2 separate regions of the Homo sapiens genome follow, and region 1 is linked to region 2. Evidence: chromatin contacts called from ENCODE Hi-C or POLR2A ChIA-PET data. All regions are on one chromosome and are shown on one strand. The core of a region is the stretch at or near the end of the contact, and the rest is flanking DNA. Distances in the headings are between cores, read along the strand shown. Region 1 has its middle 210 kb from the start of DMRTA1. Region 2 holds the start of MIR31HG (MIR31 host gene).

Region 1 (7,105 bases), core at 218-2,717, 680 kb before region 2:
GGCAACAGTGACCTAAGATAAATCTAAAGAAGTGAGTAGACTAGAGTGGCTCTTTGAGACTGAATTAAAATGTTTGAACTTTGTTACATGCAGTGAGGATCTTAGAAATCACCTTGTCTAAATTTACATTAAATGAAAAATATAGATATCAACAGCTCCCATGTCAACAAGCTGAACATGTCACTTCTTGAACCCATGATTATCAGGGAATTTACTGCTAAAATAGCCAGTTTTGATGCTGCTTATCATAACTATCAGAAACTCTGCCTAACAAGTTATTTTGTGTGATTTACCTTGATCTTATAGAACAGGTTTGTATGAAAGATCCAGGGCAAGTCAGTAGATCAGAATTACAAAGCTGTGAGATGTGGTTTGCTCCAAAGACTCAGATGAAGATGGATCAGAGTGGCATTTGCAGGGCTCTGGGTGAGGCAGTGAACACTTTTGCCCAGAAGACCACTACAGCAAGGGCCATGTCGAAGGCATGGGGTGAAGTGAGGGGAGTAGACAAGGGGTTTTAAAAATTTTTTAGTGTCTTCCAGATACTAGACACTATGTGAGTTGTCTTCAGGTTTCATATCATCATCACAACCACCTTATGAACTAAGTATAATCACCTTCATTTACAAATGAGGAAAGGAAAACTCAGATTATTAGGCCCTCGTCTCTGAGGACAGAACTGAAGTCTTTCACCACCAGCATTTGAAAAAGACCTGCCCTCTTTCCACCGATGAAGATGCTACCCAATAAAATTCAAGCCCAAACAGAATAAAGAGGTCAAAAGTTCCCTTTCACGTAAACCTTTGTCTTATCTTAGTATGACCCTCAAAATATCCACCCAAAGCAGGCTATCAATATCTGTTAATTAGTTGATGAAATGACATGATTGTGGCCATTCTGTAGTCTTTAAAAGGAGATCTATTTGTGTCAATAAACAACGAGCTCATTAAAAACTACCCATAAAACAATTAGGCCAAGGGAATTTTGTCTGATAACAGTGAAAGAAGGAAGTGAGGATTTAGCTGCAGATTCTGGAATGAGCCTGTTTATCCTCCAGGACCACAGCAGTTTTGTCTTCAGGCTTAAGATAAATCACTGTAAGTGTGAAGGTGTTCAGAAAAATAGGTTCTGCCATTGCTACTATGTCCTGAAGTTTCTTCCAGTTTGCCTTTGAAGAACACAGCCACTAAACCGCCGCTAGATGTCCTCAAAGTAAAAAAAAAAAAAAAAAAAAAATTATGGCAGAAAAGTACTTCGGCACTTTTAGGAACTACATTGACTTATTTGTCTAGATTATTTGACTCCTGAGCTCTAAGTGAGATAGAGGGATTTGGTAGTTAAACACGAACATCCGACCTCTGTAAATGAAATAGAGTTCTGTAAAGGAAAGGGCATTTTAGTAACTTCTCATTTTCATTTTAATTAGGATTTGTATTACTCTCCTTCAGGAAAGCAGGCCAAAGAGACTGAAGGAGCAATGGAAACATTATCCTCACCAACACTGACCAGTCACCTGAAGAGCACTGTGAGTGAATAACCCGTGGGGCCAGCTACTTAGCAATTTCAAATGCACAAAACCTGTGCTCTGGCCTATCTTTTAACATCAAAACAGCTGAAAAAAAAATTGAATAGTTGGATTGCGATTTCCTGAAATAGAAGCTGCAATACCTTTGGTTTTTTAGTTATGATATTAGCTAGTGAAAAAGCACAACTTAGCAAAGTATGTTCCCCAGTTAGTCTTTTAAATAAACTCAGACTTCCGTAGTCCCCATTGGTCTCTACAGGCTCAGAGGCCCATTTCCTCCTCGCCCCTTACCTTCCTTTTAGTCTCTTTTTCTTTTCCAGTCCTTTTCCCATCTTTGGTTCTTCTGTCTCTCCTCTTCATTTATTCCACTCTTTTAACAGTATCTTAGTTCACCATTTTTATACACAAAAAATCAACTTCTTGATAACAATTTTTAACATATTCAACTGAAATAATAAGCACTTGCCATGGTTTTCAAGAGTCAGGAAAAGGAAACAAAAAGAGGGGGGAAAAGAAGAATAAAGAAAGAAGAGGAATGAGAAAAAGAGAAAAAGATTAGAAAACAAGTTGTTCTATCTGTACTTGTTCGAAACTTGAGAAGAAAAATTAAGTTACAGAGAGATGGGGGTTGTGGGGGTAAGAGCTGTAGAAAGCTGTTTTCCTTCATTTTCTCTGCCTCCTGGAGCACTGGCCTCCTATATCATGTGTTAGGAATTTCTAATCTTACCACAGCCAGATGACTCATGCCCACTGACTGAGTCTTTAGACTTCTACAAAACACCTGAAAAGATAAATTTTAATTGAGAAAACAACCTCTCACTCCAGGGTATGCTTTCAAGATAGGTAGGGGGATTTTCAGCATTTATTTCCATTTTGTTCACTGAAGACTCATAGGGCTTAATCTTAATTTCAGACATAGTTGTGTCTGACAGCCAGAGACTATTTTCAGATCAAGGGATAAACTGGCATGGACTAAGACTTGCTTCTGCCTAGGAATAAAGACTGAAATGAGTCAAAGTTGTCCTGATTTGGGACACAAAGCATGAGGTTAATGTGGGGGGATACCTTGTCTCCTTGCGGGAGCTAGCTCATCAAACTACCCCTCCCCTCACTCACTTCACTAACTGATGTGGTTAACTATCACATCAAAGGGCAACTATCACATCAAAGGGCAACTCCAGGTTGCCCTTTGGGGATGTGTTGTTTATCTCCCTCAAGACCAAAGTGACTTTCTAACCAAACTCTCTGAGTGCAAGTCACTAAAAAAAAAGAAATGTGGGGTCCACAACATCTAATTCAAAGTGTGTTAACTAAACCCATAGTAATAATCATATAACAGCGTGCCTCTTCGTTTTTGTGTAAAAAACAAATAGCGAAAAAGAATCAAGGAAGTATTTTCTGAATGTATACATGGAAGCCTGGACATAGAAGTAAACCATACATACAAACAAGTAACCACCTATCCAACTTTCCCTTCCAAGGTAAAAACTAACATTAAGGGAGCACTTAGAATATCACTGAACCTGTGCTAAGAGGATCTATAAGCATTAGTTCTAAAACTCTAAACAGCTGTAAAAGGTGTAGACAATTATTTATATCTACGATCAGAAAAACTAATGCTTAGAGAAGTTTGAACTTTCTTTGAAGTGAATAGCGATTTCTTCTGACATAACTTGAACGAGGCCCTGTGCATGCCTGAGAGCCTGAGAGACCTGGGAATTAGGAAAAAACTGAACCTGAAATTAAGATGGGAAATTAGGCCTTTTATTATTTCTTGGATCTTCAGAAACTGAAATTCCCAATATGTCTCAGTGTATAGAGACAGGAAACACTCTGTGATCATCCCTGCTTTTGTCTCTTTCTTTCTTTTAGAAGATTATCCATATTCTGTTCCAGTAAACTCCATTTCCCATGGAATGAAGTCTTCCCAAAGCATCCATTAGCACAGAGCTAGTGGGCAGAGCTTCAAGGTTTGACAAAGAATGGTCAAGTCTGAAGTCTGAACTCCTTCTCTTCTGCAAGACTAACTTGCCACTGCTGGTTCCCCTTATTCTGCTGCCATAGAGACCAATTTTTAAGAGAGAAAGGCTGAAATGTTTAAGAGTAGAAAGGCTGAAACTTTTAAAAATTGGAGTGCTCTTGTATGAATGGAGGAGAGCAATGATGAAGTGCCAATAGAATGAAGGAAAATTGATTCCCAGAGCCAACTCCCTTTCAAAAGTAGCTTGTCTGTAGCACTATATCCCATTGCTGAGATTGTCCCTGAGATTATTTATTTCAGTGTTACCTAAAGTGTAGTCCAAGGACCTACCAATCACAAATTGTTAATTAGCAGTCAGCAATGAGATAAGAACCAAAATTGACTGTGTGTAGAAACTTTAATATTGCCACATCATCCAAGCAAAAGATTTCATATGTTCAAAAATATCTGTGTGCCTGTATTAGAAAGTAAAACAATTAGGCCTTCATGACCAACAGTTTATAAAGCACTAGTTTACTACATTAGGGTCTTGATAGCTGTCTCTAGGTTTCCCTTATAAGTATTAAGAATTAGTCGACAAAATTCAAGTTTATTGTCTTCCTTCCCAAATAGAACCAGTCCCAATAGAACAAATAGTCCCAGGGTGGGACTTTGTTTTGTTCACTGTTCCATCTCCACTTCCTAGAATCATGCTTAATGCTTAAAGAGTATTTGTTGAATGACTGAAATATACTCATCCACCTCAGTGGGAAATGCCCAAGTGTTGTCAGAAGTTTCCCTGGACCACTTTGAAAACTCAGAGACTACAAGACTCCAGTGGTGGCCCATCCTCTGCCACGAGCCTGTGTACTTACCTTACTGCCATCTACAGCCTCCTTACCCAGCCCAGTCCTGCATCTCCCCAGGAGGACAGGCAGGAATTATCTCTACTTATTTTTCCAGATAAGCTTCAAAATAATTTGGGCACATCTCCTAAAAGAGGTCCATTGAGATTTTGATTGACATTACTTTAAATAAATATATCATCTTTCCTTTGAAAAGAAACATATCCTAATAACACAGAGTAATCTCAATCATGAGCATGATATGTCTGTATTTCTTGTATTCATTTATTTATAACTCACAGTAAAATTTTATAGTTTTTCATATAGTTTCCATACATGTATTGTTAAGCTAATTTCTGGGCTGCTTTATTTTCACAGTTGCTATTGTGTTTGGGGATCTTTCCATGCCCTTTTCTTTTCTTTTTTTTTCTTTTCAACTTTTATTTTATGTCCCAAGGTACACATGCAGGATGTGTAGGTTTGTTACATAGGAAAACGTGTATCATCATGGTTTGCTGCACAGATCAACCCATGACCTAGGTATTAAGCCCAGCTTCCATTAGCTATTCTTCTATCCCACCCTCCATCCTCCAAAAGACCCCAATGTGTGTTGTTCTCCCCTACGTGTCCATGTGTTCTCATCAATCAACTCCCAGTTATAAGTGAGAACATGCAGTGTTCAATTTTTGGTTCCTGTGTTAGTTTGCTGAGGATAATGGCTTCCAGTACCATCCATGTCCCTGCCAAGGACATGATCTCATTCCTTTTTATGGCTGCAGAGTATTCCATGGTATATATGTACCACATTTTATCAAGCCTATAATTGATGGGCATTTGGGTTGATTTCACATCTTTGCTATTGTGAATAGTGCTGCAATGAACATACTCTTGCATGTATCTTTATAATAGAATGATTTATATTCCTTTGGGTATCTACCCAGTAATGGGGATTGCTGAGTTTAATGGTATTCGGTCAATAGTCTATGTGTCTATTCCATTGGTCTATGTGTCAAAAGATATTTGACCCAGCAATCCCATTACTGGGTATATACCAAAGGAATATACCTCTAGGTCTTCGAGGAATCACCACACTGTATTCCACCATGGTTGAACTAATTTATATTCCCAGTATAAAAACATTTCTTTTTCTCCACAACCTCACCAGCATTTGTTGTTTCTTGACTTTTTAATAAGTGCCATTTTGACTGGCACGAGATGGTAACTCACTGTGGTTTTGATTTGCATTTTTCTAGTGATCAGCGATGTTGAGCTTTTTTTCATATGTTTGTTGGCCACATGAATGTCTTCTTTTCAGAAGTGTCTGTTCATGTCCTCTGCCCACTTTTTAATGGGGTCATTTCTTTTTTTCCTTCTAAATTTGTTTAAGTTCCTTGTAGACTCTGGATATTAGACCTTTGTCAGATGGATATATTGCACATTTTTTCCCATTCTGTAGGTTGTCTGTTCACTCTGGTGATAGTTCATTTTGCTGTGCAGAGGCTGTTTAATTATATCCCATTTGTCAATTTTTGCTTTTGTTGCTATTGCTTTTGGCATTTTCATCATGAAATCTTTGCCCATTCCTGTGTCCTGAATGGTATTGCCTAGACTTTCTTCTAGGGTTTTTATAGTTTGGGGTTTTACATTTAAGTCTTTAATCCATCTTGACCATCTTGAGTTCATTGTTGTATAAGGTGTAAGTAAGGGGTCCAGTTTTAATTTTCTGCATATGGCTAGACAGTTATCACAGCACCATTTACTAAATAGGAAATCCTTTCCCCATTGCCTGTTTTTGTCAGCTTTGTCAAAGATCACATGGCTGTAGGTGTGCAGTCTTATTTCTGAGTTCTCTAATCTGTTCCATTGGTCTATGTGTCTGTTTTTGCACCAGTACCATATCACCTTGGTTACTGTAGCTTTGTAGTATAGTTTGAAGTTGGGTAGCATGATGCACCAAGCTTTGTTCTTTTTGCTTAGAATTGTTGTGGATATGCAGGCTCTTTCTGGGTTCAATAAGAATTTTAAAATAGTTTCATCTAATTCTGTGAAGAATATCAATGTTAGTTTAATGGGAATAGCATTGAATCTGTAAATTACTTTGAGCAGTATGACTACTTTCATGATATTGATTCTCCCTATCCATGAGCATGGAATGTTTTTTCCATTTGTTGGTGTCCTCTCTGATTTCTTGGAGGGGTGGTTTGTAGTTCTTGAAGGGGTCCTTCATTTCCATTGTTAGCTCTATTCTCAGGTATTTTATTCTCTTTGCAGCAATTGTGAATGGTAGTTCATTCAAGATTGGGCTCTCTCCTTGTCTATTGTTAGTGTATAAGGAATGCTAGCAAATTTTGTACATTGATTTTTGTATTCTGAGACTGCTGAAGTTGCTTATCAGCTTATGAAGCTTTTGGGCTAAGACTATGGGGTTTTCTTGATATAGGATCATGTCATCTGCAAACAAAGATAATTTGACTTCCTTTCTTCCTATTTGAATACCCTTTATTTCTTTCTCTTGCCTATGGCCTGGCCAAAACTTATCATATTTTGTTGAATAGGAGTGTGAGAGAGCGCATTCTTGTTTTGTGCCAGTTTTCAAGGAGAATGCTTCCAGTTTTTGCCAGTTCAGTATGATATTGGCTGTGGGTTTGTCATAGATGGCTCTTATCATTTTGAGGTATGTTTCTTCAGTAGCTGGTTTATTGAGAGTTTTTAATATGAAATGGTGTTGAATTTTGTCAAAAACTTTTTCTAAGTGTATTGAGATAATCATGTGGT
Region 2 (7,173 bases), core at 4,180-6,679:
TTTCTCTCAAGTCTCTCTCTCTCTCTCTCTCTCTCTCTCTGTCTCTCTCCTTTTAAACATAAATGGTGTGCCCTGCACTCTGCTAACAAATTTATAAATATTATTTTGTTTAATTTTTACAGTACCATATGAGCTATACATTACAATATTTTTACTATTTTTACTGGTATGCAAATGGAGGGACAAAGATTTTGGAAATTTAATGAAGGTAAGTGTCAGAGAGGAGAGTAAAAATGAGATGCACTTCATTCCAAAGCCTGAATACATTTTCCACTGCACTCACTAAAATGCCAGAAAAAGGATTACTGACACGTGTCTTGTACCACTCTAAAATAACACTATTGCATTCTAATTTAGTGTGCTAGCTTAATGACAAGAGTCCTTTACTTTAAGCAGGATGCCCTAGCACTTTCTTTTCCTGATGGAAGTACCTGGCCATTGTTCAAAATGTGTCAAAACAGAGTCCATCATTTATTTACTTTTCTCCTTTTATCTAATAAATGCATTCCTTGAAGGAATAAGTCCAATTTCGAGTAAAGAATGGATGGCTGGGATTTAGGGTGCTATTCAGAACTCTTCAGCAGCTGACCTGCTATCTTTGAGAAAGACCAATGTTTTCTTTACCTTTTGTTTTCTCTAAGTCCTTTCTCTCTCTCTCTTCTTAAAATGCAGATTCTGATTTAGTAGGTCTGGGGTATCATCTAGGGTTTTGCATTTTAAATGGTCTTGCTGATGCTGATCCTCTATGGAGTCTTACTGAGCAGTAAGACCCTAGTAGTAGTTCCAATTCTATATCTCTACCACAAAGCACTTTAGAGCAGCCCCTCCCAGAATCCTGTCAGATAGATCCTTTCCATACTCCATCTCACCACTCAGCTAAAGCCTAAACCCACACAATGAGGAAGCCATCACCAGGTTGACAGGTAAGAGGGAGTAAACTGACTTTTTTCCTTAGAATAAAACTATTAGTGATGGGGGGTTGGTATTATATAGTCCTCTATCTACTTAACATGTTGTGCGTCTCTATAAATTGTAAGGTGGGTTACAAATAATGAGTATGAATAATTTATCTCTTTACATTAGAGCAAACTTAAAGTTGTTAAAAAACATTGCTTTCACTTTCTTTCAAGAGAGGAGAAAGAGATAAAATCAGAGTTAGCAAGAACTAAGCATTGTACTATAACAATCTAATAATTGTTTGGAAGCCCGTGTAGATATATCCATATCATCCTAGTGTGTTGGAGTTGAGAACCACCACTCTTCCTCATAGAGACCTCTGAAATCCTTTGATTCTTCAAAATATGGATGATTCAAAGATGAACAAGGCCATTGATAAGGAAGACTTATTTCTGAGCCAGAGATTAACTTTCTGTATGTTAACAGCTCATGAGGGATTTTTTTTTTTAAGCAGCTAGTGTTGTTGCCTGTATTTTCAATTAAGACAAGCTTCATGACGGTTCCTAAAATGAGGGCTGAATGGGCAAGGTTGAAAAATTCTGGAAACCGATTTAGCATTCAATAAATTTATGCATACCTAAAGACAACTGTACAATCCAATACTATGTCATTTCATTTTTAAGGGAAAACTATGGCTTTCTCTAAATGTTCTTATAAAAAATCATACCAGGAATAAAACAGAATATGGCTCATATTTTCATATTCAGTTTTTTCAATAATTTAAATATTTCTTTTCCTACTTCTACTTTACAGAAGTTAGGTGAAATAAAATGTGTGTTTGACTAAACGTTTAAAGAAAATAATACTACCAGGCAAAATAACATTCTAAACTTAGCATGGAATAAAGATACAATGACGTAATATTTTCAGCTTGTTCCTGTTTTACCTACAATATTTATTTTGAAAAGCATGACACTGTCTCTTTTAGAAAAATTAATTTTCACCTTTCTACATGTACCAAAAATGCTTCCTTCTCACCTCGCTCTTCACAGTGAGAACTGTATTATTCAAAAGTAGCAGGCATGAGATTGTAGCTACAAAAAAAAAAAAGGCTACAAATGGAAGATAATCCATTTAAATGCTTTAACGTGCTAAAGGTTATATAAGGATAAATGGGGAATCACAAATATTTTTAAAATAATTTCAATATTTCATTTACCGTTGTTATATATTCTTATTTCAACTTTTATTCTTAATTATGAAACATTTCAAAATGATGCCAGATATTCATACACCCACCATCTAGTTTGAACAGATAATAACATTTGCATAGATATTTATAGTGTTGTCTTTTTAGCAAGTTTTTCTACGTAAAGAACTATAAAATACTTTTTAGCAAGTTTTCTGTATATAAACTTTTTATATATAAAGTTTTTCTATAACATGTCTACTATAAAGAAGACATTAAAATATTTGTCGATGTCATCAGTCAAATCACTTAAACTGAAATTATCTGCTAACTTCCACATAAAAGCTTATTAGAACTTCAAAAAATGCCAGAGAGACCGCTAAGAAATTCTTTCCAATGCTTCTTGCACCACCTCATTGTTCAAAAACAATACTAATAATAATCACCAGAATTTGGGTTTGCTTACATGCAAAAACATTTCTAAATAAGTAAACTAAAAATGAAATGGAAAGCACACTTTGTATACTTTCTGTTAATAATTTATTTTATAATTATTATAAATATTTATTTTGGAAAAAGATTGTTTTGGCATTTCTGTTCCCATTTGTCCTGTACTTCATGTGTGTGGGTGCATTTTATATTTATATTTATATATATATATATACACACACACACATACATATGTATACACACACATACACATATGTATCTTAAATACATATATTTAAACTTTAAATAAAATAAAGATTGTATTCTACTCTCTTCTGAAAGTCCTTGATTACCAGTGGATGTATAAAGACGTGATAACTAATACAGAACAAGTTTTATGGTACAGAAATTATTAATCACTAAAATAATACATTAAGCTTTGTAAGTAATATATTTAGAAATAATTTAAATGCCAGTAGAAACTTTGACTTATTTATTCATTTTAGGGTACAACTAGAAAATGAGTAGTGGTTCATCTTTTACTTGCAGGTAAAGGTTGAGGAGGAAATTCTCACATTCAAGATGATGCTGTCATTATAATGAAGTAAGATGGAACAAAAAGTTGTATGTGAAGTACCCTGGGCAAGCCCCTTTGATAGTTTTAGCTACAGATGCCTGTGTGTTTGCAATGTGGGCCTCTTATGGCTGTATTCTATTAGCTCTGGGTTTACTGTGATATTATGTATATTTGTCTTGGGCCAAACAGCTTGCTTGCCTCAGTTGAAGTCTAAAAGATACTATGGGCTTAAGACACTTTTTGTTTATTTGCTATTTGAGGTGAATTATTCCTTCTTTGCTTCTTTGCTATTCATAATATTATGATATATAATTTTGGCTATGCAATTGTGTAATCTTTTCTATAATATTATTTTGGGCTTCTGTATAAAAGCTTAAAAATATGTTCCACGAATGAGATGCTTATGCTTGTTTATTCAATATTTTTTTCTGTTGGACTTTGGACAAAGTCTTGCCTAGTGGGATTCACATATAAGGAAAGCTTTTTTTTCTTGTTACTCACAGAATTACGATGTTTAAAATAGCTATTTGAGTTCAATGATACTATACTTTCCATAATAAATTTAGAGTACTTTTTTCACTTCAAAGAATGCTTTTGAGTTTTCCATGAATAGGTTTCACTAACTACATTTTTAAAAAGACCTTAGCTCTGAGGTTTATCCTCTTTTACATCTTAAGGTACATTTTTCATGATTTCTAAAATATTTGCTTTTTAAAAATACTAGGACTGTTAATTTTAAAAATTCATTTTTCAAAATTTTCAGAAATTTTAATATTAAGAATCTGTTTAATTTTTTTTATTTCTTGGTCAAGGCAGTCATATGGTTTGAGATTTCTCAGTTCTTTAAAATGGGAGTTCATAAATTCAACCTGTTCTAAGCTAACTGTAGTGATTCCTAGCTGTCGTTTACTTAACACTATTAACCATTAAACACTACTGACATCTCAACTCAAAACATACACTTAGGTATAGGAAATAGTATACAAACATTTTATTTAACCATATCGTATGCAGAAAATTTAAAATTTGAATCTTTCTTATAGTCCTTGGACTCAAATCTTCATGCAAATACAATTTATATAATCAATTATATTTGACTTGTGTTTTTTAAAGTGGCTAAGGAAATGAGTACCAACTTATTAGGGAATATTTGATGAATATTTTTCGTTTTGGTTGAACAAATGACTACGTAGAGTTATATTTACTTCAAAATCAATAAAATACCACTATTAACCTTGCTCTGACGCTCCCACCCCCACCCTTCAACTCGTAGAATATTTTTTGGTGGTAACTAGACTGACCTTTGCCAAAATGTAATTACATTCAGAGAGAAATACAATTTTCCCCTTCAAATCCAGGTGAAAGGCTACCATGCTGGGCTTGCGGAGGGCATAGTTGAGTAGGACAGCCAGAACTTCTGGCTAGGTCATCGGGTCGGATTACCCTGCCATGTACCCCTCAGTATTTACTTCCAGAGATGGGCAACTTACTATAGTCTTCATGTTTAAGGAATTCAAACCCAAATGAAAAGTGTTGTGAAAGCATAAATATCTCTGCTTGTATACTACAGTACTGAATATGAAACCACATATTGCAATAAAAATAACTAACGATGGCCCATGCATTTCACAAGGCGCTCTCATACACCTGAAGGGGCAGTGGAAAGGTTCAGAGCACCCAGGCTGTCCCAAAGAGGGCGGAATCAAATCTGGGCGCAGGTGGGTACCCGGAAAAAATTCTTGGTGGAGATGGCATCTGAGAGAGGCGTCGAAGGACACGGAGGGTTGAGGATAGGAGAGAGGCCACTCCAGATGGAAAAACACCCTCGTTTTCCAAATGCCAGTTATACCACGGGGCCTGTGATAGCCGCCACGTTTCTAGAAGACCCCTAGAAGAGCAGGGGTCCGACCAAGGAAGTACTTCCGCTGTTCAATTTGCTAAGTTTGCATTCGGAGAGTACAAGGGCGAGCTCTGGCTCTTGCAGGTGGACTCCCTCTCCCTTAGCTCTGACTGCGAGAAGCTCCCACCCGCAAAGGGCTACTGTGCCAAAAGCGAGCGTAGTGGCCGCCGCTTCCCCCACAAAATTCCGTCACTCGGGAGCTGCGTTGCAGTGGAGAAACCTGGGTCCCGTCCGGGCCCAAGGGAGGAGGCTCAGCACGGCCGCTCCCGCAGCCCCGTCCAGGCGCCTCTTCCCTCCCCCTCCTTTCCGCGGCGGTCGCGGCGGCGGCTGGAGCGGGAGCCGGGGGCGGCGAGGGGCGGAGCCGGGGCGGAGCCACGGCGCTGGCGGCCCCGGCGGCGGCGGCAGGTGTGGATGGGGCGAAGGTGCGGGAACGTCCACTCCCGCGCGCCCCTCTCGGGGACCAGGGCGGCCTCCCAGGAGGAGCTTGGTGAGCAGCTGCGACCTGTGCATAACTTGGGGCGCCGCCAGGGGCTCGCAGGTTCCACGTCCGGCGCCTGGAGAAGGAAGACGCGCGTCCCCGGCCGCGGCGCCGAAGCCGGCTGGGGGACCGCCTGGTCCCGGGCCAGAGCTGGGAGGCGGTGTTCCGTGAGCCGCCTGGTCTGGGGTGCGGGGGGCGGGAAGCGGCCCCTTCGTGTGCGCTTGGGCGAGGCCGGGCGGCGCTTCTGTCCTCCTACTCGGACCCGCAGGTAAGCTGGGAGAGCCTTGGTCCCGCTGCGCGCTGAGCTGGCTAGGGAGGCGCCCCTCAAGGAGTTGAGGAGGCTTCGGGGCCTGGGCACACGGCAGTGGGCACACGGCAGTCGACACCCGGGTCCGAGGACCGCCGGCGCCCGTTGGCGCCCAAACGAGGATGCGCCGCGGGGTCCGGCGCATCCCGGAGCGCCGGCCGCCCTTGGCTCTTCGCGGAACCGCCGCCTCCTCTTGTCCAAATCTCAGGTCGTCATCCTGGCCCGAAGTCACAGGTTCGCTCTCTGTCCCTAAACCTCGAGGAAGGAGTTGTGTGTGTCCATGAGCGTGTTGGCGGAGAGCGCTTTCATACAGCGATGTTTGAGTTGAGCTCATTTTACCACCTAAAATTACTGTCACTTTAAAACTTAACTAAGCTTTCCCTTCTTAGAAGAGAAATTAGGCTTGTGGTTTACACCCATGGCTAGTAGGATTAAAGTTTGTTTTTGCCCTGTACAGCTGAGAAAATGTTTTGTAAAATCCTGAATTTTCCAACAGTACTTCTAAAAGAGCCTCCGATTCTCCAGCGAGACAATGGCAGTCATTAAAAAAAACACAGCGGAAATGTTCACTTAGAGCGGCTTCACTAGGAGAGAAGTTAAGGAAACCTTAGGCAAAAGTGACCCCTTAATTGACACCTTACAGGACCGTTTTTTTGACCTTGTATTAGTGGTAATAGGACTAAGAATGACAGCTCAAGAACTATACCTGGTTTGGAACTGAGGCTGTGGCCAGACGCCCCTCACTTTCCGGGGACCTCTAGTTTCTGGAATCGGGCCTTTGAACTTCCTTATTGAAATCCTGGCAGCTTTGAAGTGAAATTAGGAAAATGATCCTATTTATTCGCTGGAGTTTATTAACTCTGCATTAAAGTGTTTATCTCCTGGGCCAAAATTGAAACAATATTGTATTTTGCATTTTGTTTTAAATAAATTTTTACCAATTCAGGTAAAAATTGGATTTGAAAATGACAGTTAAGTCTAGGTTTATTTGTTGTCGAGTTTTGTATGAGGGGGCTGACTTTTAAGTTGTTTTTTAAAGTCCAATCCTGGTTATTTTTCATTGTCTTCAGAGGTTAATCTTTAGGTGAGAACTTTATCTTGATTTTAAGGCAAAAAAAGTAAAAAAGGCAGTGATTTAAGTCACCCAAAGAACTATAGTTCCTCCTTTCTCTTTTTTTCCTTAACTTGAGACAGAGCTTCCTGAAAATTGGGCAGCTGCTTTAATCTTATCATATAAAAAATGTTTCAAGTTGAATTTGGGGCCCTAAAATGGAAAATTTTGATTTGTGTTTGTTTTAATAGAATCATTAGACCTTATGGAATTATCAGCTTGGAGTGTTTATTTTCTATTTATACCATATTACTACTTTGTTGTACATGTTAATATTGCTTAGAT

The links. A loop is a pair of places that touch in the nucleus more often than their neighbours do. ChIA-PET counts read pairs that join two places held with the same protein, here RNA polymerase II (POLR2A). Pooled maps may share reads with other maps.
Region 1: a loop to region 2 is called in a map of MCF 10A, with 16 times the contacts of the local background. The contact joins the enhancer-like site here to the promoter of MIR31HG in region 2. A Hi-C loop is called at or near these places in 1 of 168 maps with a recorded cell type or tissue (MCF 10A) and 1 of 50 pooled maps. POLR2A ChIA-PET finds 5 or more read pairs at or near these places in 3 of 52 experiments (MCF 10A, PC-3 and T-cell).

What each region holds. Positions count from the first base shown.
Region 1 is chr9:22,233,258-22,240,362 of GRCh38, reverse strand. No RefSeq gene overlaps it. Among named protein-coding and RNA genes, the nearest start is that of DMRTA1, 210 kb to the left of the region's middle. Within about 2 kb of position 1,467, at least 6 of the 41 ENCODE cell types and tissues checked have a DNase peak (open chromatin) inside an H3K27ac peak, as active enhancers do; they include PC-3, where a contact is called at or near this core.
Region 2 is chr9:21,558,054-21,565,226 of GRCh38, reverse strand. MIR31HG (MIR31 host gene) reads left to right here and starts at 5,429. Exons shown (of 3, transcript NR_152879.1): 1 at 5,429-5,738. RefSeq lists an enhancer at 5,868-6,654.